Regions from separate parts of the Homo sapiens genome. Here region 1 is linked to region 2. A link is an interaction called in ENCODE POLR2A ChIA-PET data of the cell type or tissue named here. Cell type or tissue: Panc1. All regions are shown on one strand. Links, peaks and the distances in the headings refer to the core of each region. The heading gives the core; the rest is flanking DNA. Region 1 has its middle 7.9 kb from the start of MIR613. Region 2 holds the start of GPRC5A (G protein-coupled receptor class C group 5 member A).

What was found. ChIA-PET counts read pairs that join two places held together with the same protein. Peaks named below come from ENCODE experiments on the same cell type or tissue, not always from the same donor. Only the 100,000 strongest peaks of a DNase experiment are listed, where the experiment ranks them.
Region 1: POLR2A ChIA-PET joins it to region 2 with 24 read pairs; 4 of 35 experiments call an interaction of 5 or more read pairs at or near these places.

What each region holds. Positions count from the first base shown.
Region 1 is chr12:12,750,724-12,762,680 of GRCh38, forward strand. It overlaps a transcript of APOLD1 not described here. Among named protein-coding and RNA genes, the nearest start is that of MIR613, 7.9 kb to the right of the region's middle. In Panc1, for the core only: no CTCF peak of the experiment used is centred there; DNase peaks (open chromatin) are centred at 8,278 and 8,898; H3K4me3 peaks cover 1,154 bases; H3K27ac peaks cover 4,988 bases.
Region 2 is chr12:12,890,476-12,902,432 of GRCh38, forward strand. It overlaps GPRC5A (G protein-coupled receptor class C group 5 member A), which reads left to right and starts at 1,087. Exons shown (of 4, transcript NM_003979.4): 1 at 1,087-1,189. In Panc1, for the core only: no CTCF peak of the experiment used is centred there; a DNase peak (open chromatin) is centred at 9,475; H3K4me3 peaks cover 8,000 bases; H3K27ac peaks cover 7,896 bases.

The DNA.
Region 1 (11,957 bases), core at 2,440-10,439, 140 kb before region 2:
TAGTAATAGAAAAATGGAGTTAAGCCTTGGATACAGAATGTCACTGAACCTTTTTTTTTTGTTTGTTTTGAGACAGGGTCTTACTCTGTCACCCAGGCTGGAGTGCAATGGCGTGATCACAGTTCACTGCAGCCTTGACCTCCTGGGCTGAAGCGATCCTCCCACCTCAGCCTCGCAAGTAGCTGGGACTATAGGCATGGGCTACTGCACCTGGCTAATTTTTTTTTTTTTTTTGGTTGTCTTTTGGTAGAGATGGGATTTCACCATGTTGCCCCAGCTGTTGTTGAACTCCTGGGCTCAAGCAATCCACTTGCCTTAGCCTCCCAAATTGTCAGGATCACAGGTGTGAGCCACCACGCCTGGCCCCTGAAATATTAATGTGTTATAGTGAACTATTTTGGAACCTTATGTGAGCAAAATCGCCATTGCCTACCAGGGTTCCTGGAAAGGTACAAAGTAGGGTGGTATGAGAGGGAAGGGTAACGTCATGAAGGTGGGGCAAGGATGGTCCTCACAGGCTGTCAAGATGCTGTCTGGAGGATGTCAGCCACACCTCTGGCTGGCATAGGCTGAATGGTTAAACCAATGTCTTAAGAGAAAAAACATCGAGAGAATATTAGTGGGAAATGATTCTTTTTTGTTTTGAGACAGAGTCTTGCTCTGTTAACCCAAGCTAGAGTGCAGTGGTGTAAATGTGGCTCACTACAACTTCTACCTCCCGAGCTCAAGGGATCCTCTTGCCTTAGCCTCCCAAATAGCTGGGACTACAGGGGCGTTCAACCATGCCCCACTAATTTTTAAATTTTCAGAAGAGACAAGGCATTGCTATGTTACCCAGGCTGGTCTGAAACTCCTGGCCTCGAATGATCCACCCACCTTGGCCTACCAAAGTGCTAGGACTATAGGCGTGAGCCAGCACGCCCACCCAGGAGTGACTCTTAGGCAACCTCGATATTACCTTCTGTGATAGGCTGAATAATGGGCCCCCAAGTATGTTCACATCCTAATTCTCAGAATCTGTGAGTATGTTATATGGCAAAAGGAACTTTGCAGATGTGATTAAGTTGAGGATCTTGAGATAAGAGAGGTTACCTTGTGTGTCCAATATAATCCATTGATCTCTATAAGAAGGACAGAGGAAGAGTCAGTAAAATAAAGTGATGTGACGGCAGAAGCAGATTGGAATGATGAGCTTTGGAGATGGAGGAAGAAGCCGTAAGTCAAGGAATACAGTCCAGTAGAAACTGAAAAGGCAAGAAAACATTCTCCCCTCAGAGGCTTCAGAAGGAACCAGTCCCTCTGACACCTTGACTTTACCCCTAATGAAATGGATTTTGGATTTCTGACCTCAAGAGCTATTGAGAATAAATTTGTTTTCTAAGCATCTATATTTGTGGTAATTTTTTACAGTGGAAAGAAGAGACCTTCTATAAGAAGGAACTTGATTTTATCTCCTGTGTTTTTGGACAGGGTAATTTAATCTGACTGGTAAATTCTAGAATAATAAACTGAACATGATTGGCTTAGTCTCCTTCTCTTTGTTCTTTGGGAGCCAGTCAAGCCCAAGAAAGCACAAGTTCTACTTCTTGCAGGGTAGGATGCTACCCATATGATGAGATGTGCCCCACTCAGTGCTGCTGGACCTGGGTGGCTAATTAAGTTCATGTAACTGTGGTTCAGTATTAGCATTTGGCTTTCATGTTAAGCTATATTCTCCTGTAGTTTTAATCAGAATACAGTGATATTTTGACCTCCACAGACCACTTCTTGGACTTATCTCTTTGCTCATCACTCAGGCATGACAAAATGGTGACTTTGAGGATAATGGATTGAACAAAAATGATACAATCTCTTGTAGCTCCCAATTTCTATAAGTAGTGGAGAAAATTTAAAAAAAAAATCACAACTGCATTGGAAACAAGAAATTTCCAGGAACCAGAAACTATGACAAATCCCTAAATGACATAGGATCAGGTGAAGGAGGTAAGCCACAGTTAAAACTAGAACAGTAGACTATTGCTGCAAAATATAGCGGACACTAAGAATACTCCTTGCCCCAAAGTGGTGGATAGCAGTGACAGGAAGTTCAAAGGTAACTAATAGATTGACTAATTCAGGTACCACAGTAGGACTATCTAGATGGTTCAATTGCTGCTTGCTATCCCTTCTCTATCTGTTTAGCCAGGTAATAGTGATGAGTGGTATCTATCTCCACTCAAGAAAAATGGGTAGGAGGGTGATGATAAGATAAGGCAGTGCCCAACCCCCAGTGTCTGGCAATACCTGGGAGGAGGGGGGTGCACTCACGTTGGAACACTAGCCACCAAGGTATGACCAGTGCTACATCCCATCCTCCCTCACAATAGGCTAAAAAAATAGATGTGACATACATCTAAAAGGACATTGCCTCTGTAAAGATGAGTGACAAATCAAGAATGGATGAACTTTAAAGAAGGCTAACATGAAAGAGAGACAAGAAACTCAATAGACGATAAAACTTCCATCTGAGAAAATGAATTAACACAGCAAGAAGATTAGGTCTTTTCAATAAGTATGACTTGTATCATTAAAGAAATGTGAAAGGGTAATATACATATGTATAAGAATAAATTAGATATTGTGGAAATTTGAATGATTGTTGAAATAATTTAATAGAAGGGGGTTGGGTGTGATGGCTCATGCCCGTAATCCCAAAACTTTGGGAGGCCAAGGAAGGATAGCTTGAGGCTAGGAGTTTGAGACCAGCCTGGGCAACATGGCGAGACTACGTCACTACAAAAAAATAATAAAAAAAATTTAGCCAGGCATGGTGGTGTGTGCCTGTAATCCCAGCTACTCCAGAGGCTGAGGTGGGAGGATCGTTTGAGCCCAGGAGGTCGAGGTGGTAGCAGTGAGCTGTGGATCACACCACTGCACTCCAGCCAGGGCCACAGAGTGAAACCCTGCCTCAAAAAAGTTCCAGAAAGAAAGAAATATGAGTAGGGAAGAGAGGCAGTGCATTTAAATAATTCGAAGAATTATTTAATCTCAGGCTTAGTTTCTGAGATGGAAAGAAACTACAAAGTCCCTACAAATAGCACGAAATTTGTGAATAGAAAAGATAAAGAGAAAAGCCTTAAAATCTTCCAGAGGAAAAAACCAGAAGGAAGGAGAATCAAATTGAAATCAGACTTCTTATCAGTGATATTGTATTAAAAAATATCAGTGTGAGTCAGGTGTGGTGGCTCATGCCTGTAATCCCAGCGCTTTGGAAGGCTGAGGTGGGCGGATCACCTGAGGTCAGGAGTTTGAGACCAGCCTGGCCAACATGGTGAAACTTTGTCTGTACTAAAAATACAAAAATTAACTGGGCGCCTGTAATCCCAGCTACTTGGGAGGCTGAGGCAGGAGGCTCACTCGAACCCAAGAGGTGGAGGCTGCAGTGAGCCGAGATTGTGCCACTGCACTCCAGCATGGGCGACAGAGTGAGACTCTGTCTCAAAAAAAAAAGGAAAAAGAAAAAAAGAAAAAAACATCAGTGCAATGAAGCAATGAAATGTTTGTAGTTTTGAGAGACAGTAACTCAGCCTCCCAAAGTGGTGGGATTGTCCCAGCCTCCCAAAGCACTGGGATTACAAACATGAGCCACCACACCTGGCCAACAATAACTTTTAATTTAGGATTCTGTTAGACCCAATCAAATATAATAAAAAGAGAAGGGCCTTTCCTACCAGACATCTACCTTTATTTTTATTTATTTATTTAGAGACGGAGTCTTGCTCTGTCACCCAGGCTGGAGTGCAGTGGCACAATCTCGGCTCACTGCAACCTCTGCCTCCTGGGCTGAAGCGATTCTCCTGCCACAGCCTCCAAGTAGCTGTGACTACCTGGCTAATTTTTGTATTTTTAGTAGAGACGGGGTTTTACCATGTTGTCCAGGCTGGTCTTGAACTCCTGACCTCCAGTGATCTGCCCACCTGAGCACCCCAAAGTGCTGGGATTACAGGCGTGAGTCACCATGCCTGGCCGAAATCTATCTTTAATATGAAGTTATTGGCTGGACATGGTGGCTCACACCTGTAATCCCAGGACTTTGAGAGGCTGAGGAGGGAACATCGCTTGAGGCCAGCAGTTTGAGACCAGCCTGGGAAACATAGTGAGACCTTTGTCTCTCAAAAAAAAAAAAAAAAAAAAATTAGCCAAGCATGGTGGCACACACCTGTGGTCCTAGCTACTCGGGAGGCTGAGGTGGGAGGATCGTTTGAGCCCAGGAGTTCAAGGCTGCAGTGAGCCATGATCAGCCACTGCACTCCAGTCTGGGCGACAGAGTGAGGCCCTCTCTCAAAAAAACAAAAAATGAAGTTATTGTTATTAAAACAGTGTGATATAAGTGCAAGAATAGATAATTAGACATTTGGAACAGAATAGGGAGCTCAGAAACAGACTCACTCATATATGAAAACTTTATTTGTATAAAATCAACACTCCATACCTGTAGGAAAAAGATACATTAGTCTATCAGTAGTGCTGGGACAATTCGTTATATATAATGAGATCCCTAGCTCACTTCATATAACAAAAACAAATTTCACAGAAGGATTCAAAATGAACAGCAATTTTTAGCAAAAAAAAAGGATAATATTTTTATGGTCTTGCGTAGGGCAAAAGGAAGCCCTATACCCAAACCGTAAAGGAAAAGATTGATAATTTCAGTTATATTAAGATGAAAAAATGTCTGCTTATTAAAAGGCATCATAAAAAGTGAGAAGTTACAATCTGAAAGAAGATATTGGTAACAAATATAACCCACAATAATTAGTATCCAGATTATATGAAGAACTCCAAACTGCAACATCAGCTGGGCGTGGTGGCTCACCCTTGTAATCCCAGCACTTTCCAAGGCCAAGGCAGGTGGATTGCTTAAGCTCAGGAGTTCAGGACCAGCCTGGACAACATGGAGAAACTTCATCTCTACCAAAAATACAAAAAATTAGCTGGACGTGGTGGCACATGCCTGTGTCTCAGCTACTCCAGAGGCTGAGATGGGAGGATCACTTGAGGCCAAGAGGTGGAGGTTGCAGTGAGCCGAAATTGCGCCACTGCGCTCTAACCAGGGCAAAAGAGTGAGACTCTGTCTCAAAATAAACAAACAAAAAACATAAAACCTAAAAAACTGCAACGTCAATCCTTCCCTGAGTTTCTAGCCTGCCAGCCTGCTCTAGACATTTCAGACTTGCTCCTGGCACAATTGTGTCAGCCAATTCCTTAAACTAAACCTTTCTCTCTCTATATAAGTCTATATCCTATTAGTTCTGTTTCTCTGGAGAACCCTGACTAATCCAAGTCAGAAGAATGAAGTCTGGTAGCAACTGGGAGACTCTGAGTGGAGAGAAGTGAAAAGATCCACTGTCAGATGAAGGCAGACCCGTGGGTGAAGAATCATATTGAAGAATCCTCTGTTAGATGAAAAAGCCCACGTGACTGCATGGATTTTGGTTTATGTTGTTGTGTTTTTAACCTTCTGTTAATGCCAGCAATCGATTTTTCCAGATTTCTCTTTGAGTTCTTTTTCGAGAATAGCTGCTTTACTGTAGAGTACAGAATTAGACCCGTTTGGGTTTTCATCAGCAGCCTTCAGATCTGCTGCTCCGCATGCCTCTTTATGAACGCTGGCACCTTTTAAGGATAATTCTAGGCCATCTTAATCTCTTTTAATTTGGTTAATCTTTTCAAGAATTTTTGCATTTTCTTTCAGTTTGGTAAATTGTATAGTGAATTCCCTTTCCTTCCTCTATGGATTTTTTGTATTTTAAAAAATTGTGGTAAACATAACATAAATTTATTATTTTACTGTTTTAACCACTTTTAAGCAATTTCTCATTGTTGTGCAACCATCACCACTATCCATTTCTAGAACTTTTAAAAAATCCCAAACAGAAGCTTGTACCCATTAAACACTAGGTTCCTATTCTCTTCTCCCCTGTCCCCTGGAAACCTCTATTCTACTTTCTGTCTCTATAAAGTTGTCTAGTCTAGGTACCTAATATAAGTGGAACCATATAATATTTTTCCTTTCTATAGCTGCTTTTTTTCTTTTTTTTTGAGATAGAGTCTTGCTCTATTGCCCAGGCTGGAGTGCAATGGCACGATCTCGGCTCACTGCAACCTCCACCTACCGGGTTCAAGTGATTCTCCTGCCTCTGTCTCCAGAGTAGCTGGGATTACAGGCGCCCACCACCAGGGCCAGCTAATTTTTGTATTTTTAGTAGAGACAGGGTTTTGCCATTTTGGCCAGGCTAGTCTCAAACTCCTGACCTTAGGTGATCCACCCGCCTCAGCCTCCCAAAGTGCTAGGATTACAGGTGTGAGCCACTGTGCCTGGCCTACAGCTGCTTTTTAACTGAAGAAAAACTTCTCCAAAACAAGAACTATAAAAAATATCCAATAACTCTTGCCCTTACCATCATCTCCAAAGAGATTTGAAGAGATTGGACTCAGGCTCATGTTTTCAGGCCATGATCTTGCAGGTGTCTCCAGGAGAAGCCTGAAGCTCAGTTCTGAGGCAGTCACAATGCTTTTGGTGAGCCCAAGTTCACCACAGACCTGCCTCTGGGGGTATCGGCCCACTGAACCACAACAGACCACCCATCTCATTCCACAATGTTCAGCTAACCCCGCATGACAGCTGGGACAGCAGGCTCAGGGCTCAGAGAGGCACATTGAAGAACCAGTCCAGCCCATGCTTTAAAAAGTAATAACTCATTTTACTTAACTTTTTAAACTGAAACATAAAACACAGATTCATAAAACTATGAGATAAATTATTGTAAAGAGAACATCTTTGTGACTGCCAATCAGATCAAGAACTAGAACGTTGTCAGCCACCCCCGAAAGCCCCTCTATGTGTCCCATCCAATTTCAACCCTCTTCCATCTCCCAAAAGTAACCGCTTTCTTGCCTTTTTTTTCTTTAAAAAAAAAATCATTTTATTGAGAGGTAATTCACGTAACATACAATTCACTTATTTAAGGGGTACAATTCAATGGCTTTTGGCTTATTTACAGAGTTGTGCAACACCCTCCTGAGTTTTATAGCATTTCCTTGTATCCACTGGTATCTGTAGTTTCAGGCACCCACTGAAGGTCTTGGAACATATGCCTCATAGATAAGGGGGAACTGCTGTAACTGGTCACTTTTGAAGGATGGAAAGCAACTAAAGCAACTAATTCAATATCTTTTTTTTTTTTTTTTTTTTTGAGACAGAGTCTTGCTCTGTCGCCAGGTGCGATCTTGGCTCACTGCAACCTCTGCCTCCCGGGTTCAAGTGATTCTCCTGCCTCAGCCTCCCAAGTAGCTGGGACTACAGGCACCCACCACCGTGATGCCTGGCTTTTTTTCTTTTTTTTTTTAATTTTAGTAGAGACGGGGTTTCACTGTGTTAGCCAGGATGTTCTCCATCTCCTGACCTCGTGATCTGCCCACCTTGGCCTCCCAAAGTGCTGGGATTACAGGTGTGAACCACCACGCCTGAACTAATTCAATTATCTTAAAAACTGGTAAAGTGCCGGGTGCAGTGGCTCATGCCTGTAATCCCAGCACTTTGGGAGCCCGAGGCAGGTGGATCACGAGGTCAGGAGTTCGAGACCAGCCTGGTCAACATGGTGAAACCTTGTCCGTACTAAAAATACAAAAATTACCTGGGCCTGGTGGTGCATGCCTGTAATCCCGGCTATTAAGGAGTCTGAGGCAAGAGAATCGCTTGAACCTGGGAGGCGGAGGTTGCAGTGAGCCAAGATTGCACCACTGCACTCCAGCCTCAGCAACAGAGCAAGACTGTCTCAGAAGCAAAACAAAACAAATCAAAACAAAAACTCGGTAAACAAAGGGACAGAGCCAGCATTTTTCCTGCCTTTCCTATTGAATGAACAGAAACATTCAATTTATCCATCCGTAAATGTGATGCCTTTTCCACTTCAACTAAGCACTTACGTATTGTGGCCTTAACTTTTGCAGTTTGAGATGCAACAGCAAAACTAGCATGATTTCTTTTTCCTTCTTCACAGTGTCACCGATAGAGTCATTCTTAACCACAGATCTTAGCAATCTCGGCATATGATTTCTTTTCTTTCCTTATTGAGAACCTTCACCTTTTCATTTAAAGGGAACACTTTACAGCTTCTCTTTGGCATATATGAATTGCCAGAGTCACTATTCTTGTACTTTGGGGCCATTAGGAAGTAAAATAGGGTGACTTGAATACAAGCACTGTGATATCGTCACAGCCAATCTGATAACCAAGAAGGTTACTAAGTGACTAATGGGCAGGGAGCGCCTACAGTGTGGTTCAGCTGGACAAAAGGAGGACTCACATCCTGTGCGGGAGGGAGCAGGATGGCACGAGATTTCATCACGCTACTCAAATGGCATGCAATTTAAAACTTATGAATTGTTTATTTCTGGAATTGTCCATTTAATATTTTCAGACTGTGGTTGACCGAATGTAACTGAAACAACGAAAAGGGAAACCATAGAGAAAGGGGAGCTGCTATAGTTGTTTTTTTTAAACCATTATGAACACATGGATTTAAATATCTTTGAAGGGTTTCATTCTATCGTAATTATTATCCTTAATGAAGCTCAAGTTGTCCCATCTTGGCCAAAATTGCCTCTTGTGTCCCCTTGGCAGAACTGTAGTTGTCTTTGTTAGCTTCCTTGCTATCTTGTATGACAAGATGCTATAAAGTATATCACTGACTTTTGGTAGGATGTGATATTGACTTAGGAATAGACAAATATGTTGATGGAAATAAGGAATGGGATAATTCATAAGGTTATGCAATAGATATCTGTTTTTGTTGTTGTTGTTGTTGCTGCTGCCGGCATTTATCGCACTTCCTACAAGGACAGTTTCACAAAATTTATTTGAGATATTACTCTTCATTCATTTAGCCTTATTGAAGTGTGTTGAAGGGACTGACCCCGTCTGCAGCTCGGGCTGCCTTGACGTCAGTATATCCAGTTACCCTGTTGGGAGTGACTAGTTTATAAATGGGCATGGCCAGAGCCAACGGGAGATGAGAAGACATTCACTGGGACTTCTAGGAAAGACATTAGGATAATTGGCCTTCCATTTGGAGGAAGATGCTAAATTTCTACTTCTTACCATTGGCAAATATTAATAGAAGTGAAATTAAAACCCTAGAAGAGTCTATGATTATTAGAAGAGGCAGAAAGGCAAAAAGCCATATTGATAGATTGATAATTTGATTACATGATGTCGGAACTATACAACACCATGAAAAAAATTAAGACAAGCAACTGAATAGAAGTAGACATGTTATATACATAACAAAAAACTTGTGTCCAGCTCATGCCTGTCATCCCAGCACTTTTGGAAGCCAAGGCAGGCGGATCACTTGAGCCTAGGAGTTCGAGACCAGCCTGGGCAACATGACGAAACCCCCTCTTTACAAATGATACAAAAATTAACCACCACACCCACAGTCCCAGTTACTCAGGAGGCTGAGATGGGAGGATCACTTGAGCCTGGGAGGCAGAGGCTGCAGTGAGCCATGATCGTGCCACTGTACTCCAGCCTGGGTGACACAGTGAGACCCGGTCTCACAACAAACAAACAAACAAACAAAAACCTTGGCCGGGTGCAGTGGCTCACGCCTGTAATCCCAGCAGTTTGGGAGGCCGAAGTGGGCAGATCACCTGAGGGCAGGAGTTCGAGACCAGCCTGCCCAACATGTCAAAACCCCGTCTTTACTAAAAATACAAAAAATTAGCCGGGCGTGGTTCTGGGCGCCTATAATCCCAGCTACTTGGGAGGCTGAGGCAGGAGAATCACTTGAAACTGGGAGGCAGAGGTTGCAGTGAGCCGAGATAGTGCCATTGCACTCCAGCCTGGGTGACAAAAGCGAAACTCTGTCTCAAAAAAAAAAAAAAAACAACCAACAACCAAACAACCAAACAAACAAAACCCTTATGTCCATACCACAGTAAACCTTCTATATGTGGATAAGAAAAAAGGCAAATCAATAGAAATATGTGCAAAATATATGAATAGATCATTTACATATAAGGATCTGAAAGGGCAACCCCCTTCCCCAACATATGAAAGTTACTCTACCTCTCTAATAGTCAGTAAAGCACATTTTAAAACTTGGTACATAGTAGGATATACCAAAGTTTAACCATTCCCCTACTGGTGGAAAGTTAGATCATTTAAAACTTATTATTACATACAATGCTCATTGAAGATGTGTCTTGCCTCTTTGGAACATATTCGTGCTTTTGAGATGTTAAACCTTATAACCTAAACCTAGAATGTGATAGCAAACATCTTGGTGTCTGCGTCCTGAATAGAAGTTATATATTATGTGAACATACACTAAAATTTAGCATCAGAGTGTTCTTTGAATTGTATTTTTAATCATGTGCTTAATCTAATACACTTGGGAACTACTGGAACTTTTGCTGGTCAGATTAGTTCAAACAGTTAGAAATTGTTCTCTTTCCTTGAAATAAAGCTGATTGAAGGATTATGTTGTCTGAATAGCTGTAGGATTCAGAAACTCCTTTATAAAGACTTACTTTATTTTTAGGTTTAAAAATATCCATGATTTCTTTTGGATTAATGGTCTAAACATGCTTATTTGACTAAAGCCTTACTTTTTTATTTATCATGGCTATAGCTTGTTTGTTGTTCATTAGTTGTAAGTGTGTTCCAGGGAGAGGAAATTGTTTAATCTCTACTCAGTAGGGAAAGAAAATATTTATCAAATTCAAAATATGTATGCCTTTTGTTCAAGCAATTTCAATTTGAGGAGTCTTCCCTACAGAAATACTCATAAGCATATACACACACACATACTCACACACAAGGATGTTCACTGCACCATTGTTTCTAATATATAATTCAGTTGAAAATATGATAAATGTCTATCAACAAAGGAATGAATTAGCAAATCATGACCTGTCCCTAAAATGAGTGACAGCCACATGTATCACCTTGGAAAAATGTCTGTATATGAGAGGGTGCTGGAAGGGAACAGAACTCACCCCCAAATGGTTTGAATGAACATATATATATACATGAACATATACATATATGTATATGTATAGAGAGAGAGAGAGAGAGAGAGAGAGAGAGAGTCTTGCTCTGTCACCCAGGCCTAAGTGCAGTGGTGTGATCATAGCTCACTGCAACCTTCAACTCCTGAGTTTAAGCAATCCTATTGACCCAGCCTCCCAAGTAGCTGGGACTACAGGTGTGCACCACCACCATGCCTGGCTAATTTTTTGAATTTCTTTTTGTAGAGGTGGGATCTTGCTATGTTGCCCAGGCTGCAAATGAAGACATTTTTAAGGAAGAGTTTACTTACAGAGGTTAGGTGCCAAGCAAACAAAGAAGGGATGGTGAAGTGCCTAGAGACTAGCAATGGTGGAAAGTGATGCCCATTCCTAAGGCCTCAGGTACAAAGGAGAGGGCATAGCACAGTAGGAGCCCAGTGAAATTTGGAACCATGGAGGCAGGGCCACCCAGGGAGTTATAGCTAAGGATGGAGACAGCCACTGCAAAAGACAGAGCTGATGCAGGTAGGAAACAAGGAAGGAATACCCTGACTTTTTAAAATTAATTAATTTATTTTTTATTTTTTTCCGAGATGGAGTCTTGCTCTGCCACTCAGAGCTAGAATGCAATGGCACTATCTCGGCTCACTGCAACCTCTGCCTCCCAGGTTCAAGCAATTCTCCTGCCTCAGCCTCTCGAGGAGCTGGGATTATAGACGCGCACCACCACACCCAGCTAATTTTTGTATTTTTAGTAGAGATGGGGTTTCACCATGTTAGCTAGGCTGGTCTTGAACTCCTGACCTCGTGATCCATCCACCTCAGCCTCCCAAAGTACTGGGATTACAGGTGTGAGCCACCACGCCCAGCCTTACCCTGACTTTTTTCCTTTTATTCTC
Region 2 (11,957 bases), core at 1,871-9,870:
TGGGGTGTGGGGAGAAGTGAAGAGAAAGCTGGGGAGCCCTGGGCCTTCCCCCATTTCTTCATATGCAGAATAATCCAGATTAGTTTACCAAGCGCGCTGATAACCACTTTAAAAACAGAGTCCCTCCTGCCTCCCCGTGGCATGGGGTAGAACCTGGCTTGAGCCCCGACACAGGCGGGCAGCCACTCCAGGATCGTTCCACACGTAAACAAAGACGAGTTTCGGTCCGATTGGCTTGATCCTGGAAGAGGAGTGGGCAGTGGAGGGAGGGGAAACCAGGCACCAAAGCAAATTCCTTCATTTCATAATTTCATCTGGCGCCCCCGTTCAATCAGCCTGCATTGTCGAGGCTTTAGGAGAGGCAGTTAGGAAAGGAGAGATACTGATCTCTCAGCCCCAGGGCAGCACTAATGGTGCCTGTCTAGACTCTGACAGGTGGAGCTGCTGAGCTAACTACGGACCTGGTGGGGGAAGTTTTCCTTGGCTTTCACGTGGCTTTGGCTGGGGAGCCCTGAGAAGGTGGCTGCCTCCTTTTTCTGAAGCCTGGCTTCCCATACGGCAGTGGCTGGGGGAGAGTGATGGAGAGAAAGGCTAAGCTAAGGTCAAAGAAAGTGGAGGAAGGCTGGCTTGTCCCGCTGGACTTGACGGCGGAGCTGCTGCAATCTCGCGGGCTGGGCCCTTGCCCCGGGTGGACCCGAGTGCCTGCGGGGAGGCGGGTGTGGCTCCCCCGGGAGGTGACAGCTGGCGGGGCCCGTAAGGAGCTGGTCTGCTCCGGCTCCCCTCTCGTAGCCGGCGCCCTGGGACCAGCGCGTGAGCACGTCTCGGAGGAGTCCGATGCGCTGGGCAGGGCCGGGTGGTCACCCCCGCCCAGCTTCCAGGGGTGACTGTGCCTCTGACGTCAGACGGTTTTTGGGTCATTCCCTGGCACGGGGACTTTATTTTCATAACAGCATGAAGTGCCGTGGAACTGGAATAGGCGTGTCCTCTCCCTCGACCCTCCCCCTCCTTGTCCCTCTGCTCACCCCTCGCTCGTTCCCTCCCTCCGGCGAGGGCCGCCTTTATAACAACTGCTCAGAGTGCGAGGGCGGGATAGCTGTCCAAGGTCTCCCCCAGCACTGAGGAGCTCGCCTGCTGCCCTCTTGCGCGCGGGAAGCAGCACCAAGTTCACGGCCAACGCCTTGGCACTAGGGTAAGTGAGGCGCCAGGAGCCCAGAGCGCTGGGGCCTCCGGATTTAAATCGTCTGGGGAGAGCGGGGCGTTGGGAGGGGTGGGATAGAAGAGGAGAGAAATCCTGGTAATGGAATACAGTTGGCTATGAGAAAAAAATTCCCTAGGAAACAGTTCCTCTAGTTTAACAACTCAGATTTTTTTTTTTTTTTTTCCCCTTTGCGGGTTTCCTAGGCTAAGATAGAGGCAGAGAGCAAAGAGATAATCAGGGTAATAGTTTCTGCTCGGACACATTCTACAAACTTTGAGTAGATGGAATCCGGCCAGGCAGGAGGTGAGCAGCTCTGGGATCACTCTGCAGGAAAAGAATAGAGGGAGAAAGATCTCAGAGGACCCGAAGGTACTGGGAGTGGAGGGGGAGTGGGAAACAAGGGGCAGGGGCAGGAGGGAGGACACGGTGACAGCTACTATTTTACCCAGATGCTGCAAAAAGCCCTTCTGAGTTTTGGGAATTAGATCTAGAAGCCCATCCCTTTTCTCTTGATGTGTGGGCGGTCAGTTCCACTCTGGTGTGCCTTGAGTTGCTCAGAAACCTGGGACAGATGAAAGTTGAATGTGCGCTGAGAGTGCACCTTCCACTACCGACTTTATGGATAGGATTTGGGAATAGCATAGATGCTGTTCCATCTGGTCCCTTAAACATCCATGGGGAAGGCTGGCAAATAGCTTTATTTTATTTTTTGAGATGGAGTTTCACTCTTGTTGCCCAGGCTGGAGTACAATGTTGCGATCTCAGCTCACCGCGACCTCCACCTCCCGGGTTCAAGCGATTCTCCTGCCTCAGACTCCCGAGTAGCTGGGATTACAGGCATGCACCACCACTCCTGGTTAATTTTGTATTTTTAGTAGAGACGGGGTTTCCCCATGTTGGTCAGGTTGGTCTCAAACTCCCGACCTAAGGTGATCTGCCCGCCTCAGCCTCCCAAAGTGCTGGGATTACAGGTGTGAGCCCCCGCGCCCGGCCACAGATAGCTTTAAACATCCATGGGAAAGGCTAGCTAACAGCTGAAACCTGCTCAGAATCAAGGAATTTGAAGGACTTTCCATTCCTGACTTCTTTCCATTCCTGATTGTCTCCTCAGAGGCTTGTGTAAACACCACACCTGTTGAAGGGTTCGGCCGAATCAGCCACTGCTGTGGGTTCATTCCTGAAGGGGAACACTTCAGCTACTTCAGACACAATGGGCTAGGGACCACGGGAGGGGTGAGGGCGGAGGGGGCACACACCCTCCAGGTTTGCATGCCGGTGTCTGCTAGGTGAGGGAAGGAATGAGGGGAAGGAAGGGCCGGGAGAGGCGCTACGTGGGAAACAAGGGACCTCTCCAAGGGCGTGGAGAGGTGAGTGCCTCAAGGGCAGAATGGAATGAGCAGAACCCTTTGGTTTCCCGGGAAGAGCTCTCAACCTTGAGTCAGGAAGACTGATTTCTCCTCCCAGCTCCGCAGGAACATGGAACTGTGATCAGGCAAGGGGCTGGGCCTGAGTTCCTCATAGGGGTCTTGGGGAGGCCCCCAGTTTCCCCTCCTGTGTTTCGATTCTGGCCCCTCTCCATCTGCACACGTCGCCTTGGAAGTTCCCTTTAGAACTGGCTTTTTTGTATTCTAGTCTTGAATGGTAATCGAAGACAACAGGGTATGAAGAACAATTTTGACGGCGTGATTTTATTCTTCTCATTCTGGGTCCACTACTATTTAAAGTCCCAAGATTAAGCTGAGGAATTAATATGGTGGTATAGTAAACAATAAATTGAGGAGTATTTTTGCTTGAGGAATCTTTGACTTCCTGAGTAGTTCAGGGTGTTTGCTTCTTTTATTCTCATTTTTATTGCACTGTGGTCAGACTATATGGTCTGCACATTTCTTATTTTCTAATTCCAGATTTGTCTTTGTATTCTAAATATGCTCATTTTTGGCAAATGTTCCATTTGGACCATGGACCATAGTTCCTATTAAGCAATCATAATAGAGTAGAGATGGCAAACTATGGTCCATGGACCAAATATGGCCTATAGCCTCTTTCTGTAAATAAAGTGATTTTTGTTTTGTTTTGTTTTGTTTTTGTTTTCGTTTTTTTGAGATGGAGTCTCGCTCTTGCCCAGGCTGGAGCGCAGTGACGTGATCTCGGCTCACTGAAACCTCTGCCTCCCGGTTTCAAGGTTTCAAGCCATTCTCCTGCCTCAGGCTCCCAAGTAGCTGGGATTACAGGCGCCCGCTACCACGCCTGGGTAATTTTTGTATTTTTAGTAGAGACAGGGTTTCACCATGTTGGCCAGACTGGTCTCAAACTCCTGACCTCAGGTGATCTGCCTGCCTCGGCCTCCCAAAGTGCTGGGATCATAGGCATGAGCCACAACCTGTAATCCACTATTTTACTAAAACACAGCAATGCTCATATGTTTATGTATCATCTATGCTGCTTTCATGCTACAAATGTGTGGCTTGCAGAGTCTTAAATTGCTTATAACCTGGCCCTTTATAGAAAATCTATGCTGATCACTGATATAGAGGATCTGAATTATATGATTAGTAATGGAGATCTAATAAGATATGAAGATAGAGAATATTTCTATTTAAGTATCCATAGAACATTTACACAATTTTACCATGTTCTTATTCATATTGTATATTTTATCTGCCAAGGACTGGTAAAGAAGTATGAAAGTCTCATGCAACTATAGTATTGCCTTTGGGTTCTCCTTGTATTTTCAGCAGTTATTTATTTATTTTGAGACAGGGTCTTGCTCTGTTGCCCTGGCTGGAGTGCAGTGGCACAATCTTGGCTGACTGTAACCTCCACCTCCCAAGCTCAAGTGATCCTCTTGCCTCAGACTCTTGAGTAGCTGGGTCTACAGGCACCCACCACTACACCTGGCTAATTTTTAAATTTTTTGTAGAGATGGGGTTTTGCCATGTAGCCTAGGCTTGACTCAAACTCCTGGGCTCAAGCAATCTTCCTGCCTTCACTTCCCAAAGTGCTGGGATTATAGGTGTAAGCCTCTGTACCCAGCCTTCAGTACTTTTTGTTTTACGTATTTTGGTGCTATATTAGTTGGTGCATAAAAGTCTAGGATGGTTTTTTTTTTTTTTTTTTTTTTTTGAGACAGAGTCTCGCTCTGTCACCCAGGCTGGGGTGCAGTGGTGCGATCACGGCTCACTGCAAGCTCTGCCTCCCGGGTTCACGCCATTCTCCTGCCTCAGCCTCTTGAGTAGCTGGGACTACAGGTGCCCGCCACCATGCCCGGCTAATTTTTTGTATTTTTAGCAGAGACAGGGTTTCACCGTGTTAGCCAGGATGGTCTTGATCTCCTGACCTCGTGATCTGCCCGCCTCAGCCTCCCAAAGTGCTGGGATTACAGGCGTGAGCCACCGTGCCCGGCCCAGGATGGTTTTATCTTCAGTGTAGAGCATCCCTAATTATTATAAAACAAGCCTTTTGGTCAATATAATATCTTTTTGCTTTGATTACAACTTTGTATGATATTAAAACCTTAACTTCTACTTAATTATTTTACCTTGAACAACTTACTTAACTTTGTGTCTGACACATAATACTTGTTAAATAAATATTATGTTAGTATTTCTTTTTATTTTCATTTCTTTCTGTTCTTTTGCTTTTAACTCTTGTGTATCTTTTTGTTTTAGGTTAGGTTCTTCTAGGTATGATATAGTTTAGTCTTTTTTTTTTTCAAAATAGTTACCATTTACATTTCTTGTAATAATAGTTACTTGTTATTGTCATCTAATTTTAGGCTATATGGTTTGGTTGTCTCCATCTCCTTCTGCATTAGACAGTATATATCATATCATATTTTTAGATCTACTAGCAACTGAGTAGATGGTAGTGCCATTCTCAGGGCTTTGAAAGATAGGCTTGTAAGGAGAGGTGATCAGTTTAGCTTTGAACTTGTTGGATCCAGTGAATATTACCCTTATGTATCAGAATAAGATATTTAAATGAAGGGATCTTTGAGAGCCTTAAGATAGTATACTAGTAGAGGGCCGGCGCGGTGGCTCACACCTGTAATCCCAGCACTTTGGGAGGCTGAGGCGGGCAGATCACGAGGTCAGGAGTTCAAGACCATCCTGACTAACACAGTGAAACTCTGTCTCTACTAAAAATACAAAAAAAAAAAAAAAAAAAAAATTAGCCGGGCGTGGTGGTGGGTGCCTGTAGTCCCAGCTACTCGGGAGGCTGAGGCAGGAGAATGGTGTGAACCCAGGAGGTGGAGCTTGCAGTGAGCCGAGATCACGCCACTGCACTCCAGCCTGGGCAACATAGTGAGACTCTGTCTCACAAAAAAAAAAAAAAAAAAAAAGGATAGTATACTAGTAGAGGACTTCACTTTATTTTCCTATTTTCTGGAAATTTCATTTCTTTGAATTCGGGCATAAGAGATTTAGAAGCTTCACTCAAATATTAAGCTTTATTTAAAAAGATGATTTCCAGTATTTCATTTTATATTCACATTAATCAAGTCTACATGTTTCGTTTAGAGTAACAGGAAGATGGTAATACGCCCAGGGAACTATCTGGAAGTGTAGAAATTGGGATGAACACCGTGGTTATACTTGTTTTGATCTGCCTGTGGTGCTATGATGACTTATTTTCTCTCATTATTGCATAGAAACTCAATTCAGTGATGTTATTCAGATGTTATTCATAAGTTATTGCCATGATTCATCACTTTTATGTCATCAGAGTTGGGATGGCTACCCAGAATAGGGGATCCTGGAGATTTCCCTGTAGACGCTTTGCATTTATAAATAATCCTTTATCAAGGGCAGAGGGATTTCTGTAGGACTTCTCCCTTAGAAGAACTCAGCCTGGGTAGAAATACGAGGATTAACATCAGCACATATTCATCTCCAAAAAATTTTCCTCCCCATTACTCACACTTGCCAATAAATAACTTGCTTTGGGTAAATATTCAGCACTCAGTCTTAGTCCAAAGCATTTGCTCAGCAATCACTGTGTAGAGTACAGAGTAAGGGGGATACCAACAAATAGAAGTTTGCTCTATTTTCTTAAGAAGCTTGTTGTCTGGCCAGGCACGGTGCCTCACGCCACCTTCCTATCTTCCTAGGAGATAGATGCCACAAAGAAGCTTGTTGTCTGATAGGCAGCTCAGCAGTGATATTAATTTGTAATATATAACAAAGATATGGAAAAACTTGAGTGCCAAGAAATATTTAATTGTAAAAACCATGAAGAGATCGACACATTTAGAGTGCAATAGGATTTCAAGTCCAGGTGTGATGGCTTACGCCTGTAATCCTAGCACTGTGAGAGGCTGAGGTAGGTGGATCACTTGAGCCCAGGAGTTCGAGACCAGCTTGGCCAACATAGCAAAACCCTGCGTCTACTAAAAATATAATAATTAGCTGGATGTGGTGGCGCATGCTTGTAATCCAAGCTACTTAGGAGGCTGAGGCACAAGAATCGCTTTAACCTGAGAGGCAGAGGCTGCAGTGAGCTGAGATCATGCCACTGTACTCCCAGGCTGGAGTACAGAGCAAGACCCTGTCTTAAAAAAAAAAAAAAAAAAAAGGCCATAGGATTAATAGTAATAATGATAATAATTTAAAAAACTCATGATAGAGGTTAAATCTTGGGCAAAGTTTTGCAGAAATATGGTAAGTGGATCATAAATAGGAGGGAGAGGATCTTTCTGGTTAGGAGAATAATTCATGTGTTGAGGCAAAGAGCATGAGAAGACCTTAAATGAACCCAAATTCCCTTCCAGATGGAAAATACAGAACTCTAGGAAGATTTGCTTGCCTTGCACGGAGGTGGAGACGGGAGTTAGGGAGGAAGGAGGAGATAGGTGGGAGGACTAATTGGAGAAAGGCCTTGAAGCTCAAACTGGGGCTGGATCTGCCGTGACAGACAAAAAGGAGCGAATACGCTTCTTTTTTTTTTTTTTTTTGAGACCATGTCTCACTCTGTTGCCTAGGCTGGAGTGTAGTGGCGTGATCTCAGCTCATTGCAGCCTCTGCCTCCTGGGTTCAAGCGGTTTTTGTGCCTCAGCCTTCTGAGTAGCTGGGACTACAGGCGTGAGCCACCATGCCTGGTTCATTTTTGTATTTGTAGTAGAGATGGAGTTTCACCATGCTGGCCAGGCTGGTCTCTTAACGCCTGACCTCAGGTGATCTACCCGCCTCGGCCTCCCAAAGTTCTGGGCTCACAGGTGTGAGCCACTGCGCCCGGCCGATAATTTCTTTTTAACCTCCTTTGCGGACTCCTACCTAGATGAGATGGTGCTCCACATGGTTCTGTCCTTGGCTTCCCATGTGATCTTGTCTCCTCTTGAGGCTTCAGATACCACTCTAGGTGATGACTGCCAGTCTGTGCTTACAGCCCAAACCTCTCCTGAGCACCAACCCATATGCCCACGGTGCAGAGACAGCACAACCCAGTGTCAAGGAGCCTGGCTTTTAAGAGTCATGTAATCTTGGGCAAGTTATGTAATTTCTCTGTGCCTCAGTTTCCTCAGCTGTTAAAGGAAGGCATAATAATAGGGTTGTTGTGAGGATTAAATAACACCATATATGGCCAGGAGCAGTGGCTTGTGCCTGTAATCCCAGTACTTTGGGAGGCCGAGGCGGGCAGATCACCTGAGCCTCAGGAGTTGAAGAGCTGCCTGGGCAACATAGCGAGACCCCACCTCTACAAAAAATACAAAAAGTAGCTAGATGTGGTGGTGCGCACCTGTCCCAGCTATTCAGGAGGCTGAGGTAGGAGGATCACCTGAGCCCAGGAAGTCGAAGCTGCCGTGAGCTGTGATTGTGCCATTGCATCACTCCAGCCTGGGCGACAGAGAGACTTTGTCTCAAAAGAAAAAAAAAAAGAAAAAAGAAAGGAAACCATATATGGCTCAGAGGAAACTCTCAAGAGGACTTGGGTCTTTTGACTTGTTATTCCTGGATAGCTCCACGTGCAGGTCGCATATTTATCAAAGAGCCAACAAAGCTACACTTAGCATCTCTCCTTTCAAGCCTGTATTTCTAGGCTCTGACAGTGGTGCCACTCAGTTGCCTAAGCCAGAAATCTGGGAGTTAACCTGGGCTTTTCCATTCCCAAAGCCCTGTCTCTTCTACCTTCATAAAAATCTCCTACCATTTCCTGTTCATCTTTCATGTTTCATCTCCCTGCTTTCTTCCCTAAAGCATTAAACATTAAAAATAATTATTTTAAAACCCCACTAGGTAGAATGGGTCACTGTTTTCCATGTGCCCTCAGCATTCCTAATGTATTCCATAACTTCTTAGTTGTATGTCAGTGTGATTATTATTCATTCCAAGGGCAGTGGCCACAATTTTATATTTATTTATTTAGTTTTTTGTTTTGAGACAGGGTCTCACTCTGTTGCCCAGGCTGGAGTGCAATGGCATGATCATAGTTCACTGCAGCCTCGAGTTCCTGGGCTCAAGCAATCCTCTTGCTTCACCCTCCGAGTAGGGGGATCACAGGTGTGATCCTGGCTAAATTAGCACCCGGCTAATTTTTAATTTCTTTTTGTACAGCGGGGGTCTCACTATGCTGCCCAGGTTGGTCTCAAACTCCTGGGCTCGAGTGGTCCTCCCATCTCTCGGCCTCTCAAAGTACTGGGATTACAGGCGTAAGCTACTGCCCCCGGCCAGGGTTGCTTGTTTTGGAGACTTCTCAGCAAGCCAATGCTTGAATATATGGTGGTTTAAATGGAGAGAGGTTGGGGTCAGGGAGAAAAGCTCTAGAGATGATGACAGTGATTTAGAGGTGAAAAGGAGGATTGAATTATGATTATGACTACTTATAAAGAGCTATTCTTTCTGACCATGTGACACTGGACATGTACCTTCCTCACTCTGTTAGGTTTCTCACCTATAAAATGGGCTGTAGGAATGTTAAATGAGGTAATGGATGTAAAAGCATGTAAATGAGAGAATATGTGTAAAAATACATAACTACTCAGCATAGTGCCTGACTCATAATAGGACTCAGGAGGTGACAGTAGCTGTCATTATTCTTACTCATAATTACATCATGACTGTTATTACTACTGACTGAATGTAGCAATTCGAGAATAGAGAAAAAATGAAAATGCTAGAAAGTCACACATTTTCAGGGCTGGGCTGGCGCGAAGACACATTTTGACAGAATGAGAGAAATCTCATAGGAAGGAAGACAAAGTCAGTTTGTCTTTGCAAGGTTCTGGGCCCCAGATGATTCATTCTCAGATGCTCTGGGAAGGACTGCGTAGAATAAGCATGGGCAAACTTCCAGGCCTAGTCACAAGCAACTCTACACACTTTCCCCATCTCTCTGGTTGCGAAGAGGAGTCTCAGGTTAGAAACCCAAAGCGGGAGACTCATCACATGTTCACGTTTTTCCCTGCACAGTGGTCAGTGCTGTGTGTCAGTCAAGGCCATGTCTAGGGTCAGCGCTGCTCCAGGAGCCTCTGGCTTTGTCCTTCAGGTGGGCAGTCCCTTGCTGTGTCTCTTCTTCAGACCCTTCAACCTTACCTCTAGCCCTGGCTTTTAGTTTGGGTAGGAGTTTGTGGCACATACTCTTTTAATGACAGGAGATGGGGCAAGAATGAGGATGAGGGGGAGAAAGAAAGACATCTGGAAGTTTTGTACATGAAGCTCCCCAGGTGGGTGAACGGTGGAGCTGAACATGAGTTCAGACCACGTAGTTCAGCAGCGTGTCCTGCATTTTATAGATGAGAGGAGGCTTTGAGAGGTCAAGTGACTTACTTGTTCACACAGCCTGGCAGCTGAAACCCCTTCTCCCTAAAGGGGAGGAGGAACAGAGGGCTTGGAGTTGACCCAAGAAATGACTTCGCCCTCCTCTTCCTTTCCTCCCTCTTCCTCTTGTTCTTATTCTTCCCTTCCCTCTCCCTCTTCCCCACTGGTTTTTCTAAACCTTTCTTTTGGGGCCGGGCACAGTGGCTCACGCCTGTAATCCCAGCACTTTGGGAGGCCGAGGCGGGCCTGAGGTCGGGAGGTCGAGACCAGCCTGACCAACATGGAGAAACCCCATCTCTACTAAAAATACAAAATTAGCCGGGTGTGGTGGCACATGCCTGTAATCCCAGCCACTCGGGAGGCTGAGGCAGGAGAATCACTTGAACCTGGGAGATGGTGGTTGCAGTGAGCTGAGATCATGCCATTGCACTCCAGCCTGGGCAACAAGAGTAAAAACTCCGTCTCAAAAAAAAAAAAAAAAAAAAAACAAAAAAAAAACAACCCAGAAAAACCCAAAAAACAAACAAACAAAAGAACCAAAAACCCCTTTCTTTCATGCCTAGATTCATTCCAAAAAGGTTTAAGACAGCAACAAGTGATTCCAGGATCTCAGCTGTGGGCATCCTTGTGTTACTGGATGGCTGTGTGTTAATTGTTAGCAGCTGGAATAAGTGAAGAGGGTCTCGTCCTCATACTCAAAGTCCTTTGCTCATGCCCAAGGCCAGAGGCTACTCATGCTGAAACATTACCATCTCCCTCCAAAGTGCAGGGTTTAGTCACTGAGTACTGGGTGGAGCACATGACTGGATCCCAGTTAATCCCTCCCAGCTTACCAGTAAAACCTCAGGATTCATGCTTTCCTGGGAGCCACCTGCGGCCACTAAGATAGGAGCGGGGTTCAGACATGGCCAGGCGCTCCTAATCTCAGACCCAAAGTGCAATTTTTGGCAGCCTGCATGAGAAGGAGGGTGGGAGGAAAGGTGGCTAGAACCAAGGGTAGCAGCCTGGGGGCTTGAGAGGAAACCAGGCACAGCCCATCCTACCCTGTCTCACGAGCAGCCCGTCCTCCTCCTGACTCCCCTTACCCCACACACCGAGCGCCATTCTCTTGCTGCCTCATCTATTCTGGTTAGGTACTTACTGAGCATCAGGTGCTAGGCAAGTGGCTGGGGAGAGACAACGTTTAATGACTCAGTCTCCGCCTGCACAGAGCCTTTGAGTCTAGAGGGAGACACAGACTTACTGACAGGCTGGGTTGTGTAATAAGTGCTACGGGAGGAAAAGCTGAGAGTGTCTGAGAATTTATGAGATGTGTGTCTCATCAGACTTGGGCATCAAAAAAAAAAAAAAAAAAAAACCATCCTGGAGGAAAGGACCTCTACGTCAAGTGAAGGGTGGGGTCCATTTGGTTTTTATAGGAGCAAGTTCTTTGTTGGCTGGACTCTAGATCTCCCGTCCTTTGACTTTGGTTACAAATAATATCCAAACCACCGCTAGTCTCATTCTCTTTTCTCTTTCCTGCTCTAGCCCTTTGCTCCTCTCCCAGGCTGTTTCTCTAGCTCCAGACAGTTCATATTCCTAAATGCTGATCACTTCTCTTTTCCCTCTCAAATGCTGCTTTCTAGAAATCATTTTCAGTTTTTCAGAACCCTGTCCATCTCTTCCAATCCCCTGGTGTCTTTCCCTTACCTGGGTCATTCTCTGGGCAACATGGCACCCTTTCAGTGCAGACTTGTTTATTAATAACTCCAGTGAGTTTTATTTTCCTCTTACTAAATTCAAAGTACTCAGAACATTTTAGACTTGTTGAGCAATCCCTATCAGCTTAGGGATGGGGTGGGGGAGGCTAACAGAGGTGAATTAAGAATGATAATTCCAAACTAATTAGTCATCCAGATTAAAAAAAATAGACTAAGATGGTTTTTTTTTTTTAAAGACATTTGTGAGAGAATTGGGAAATATGAATCCTAACTAGATAGTTGATAATAAAGGATTCTTGTTAGTTA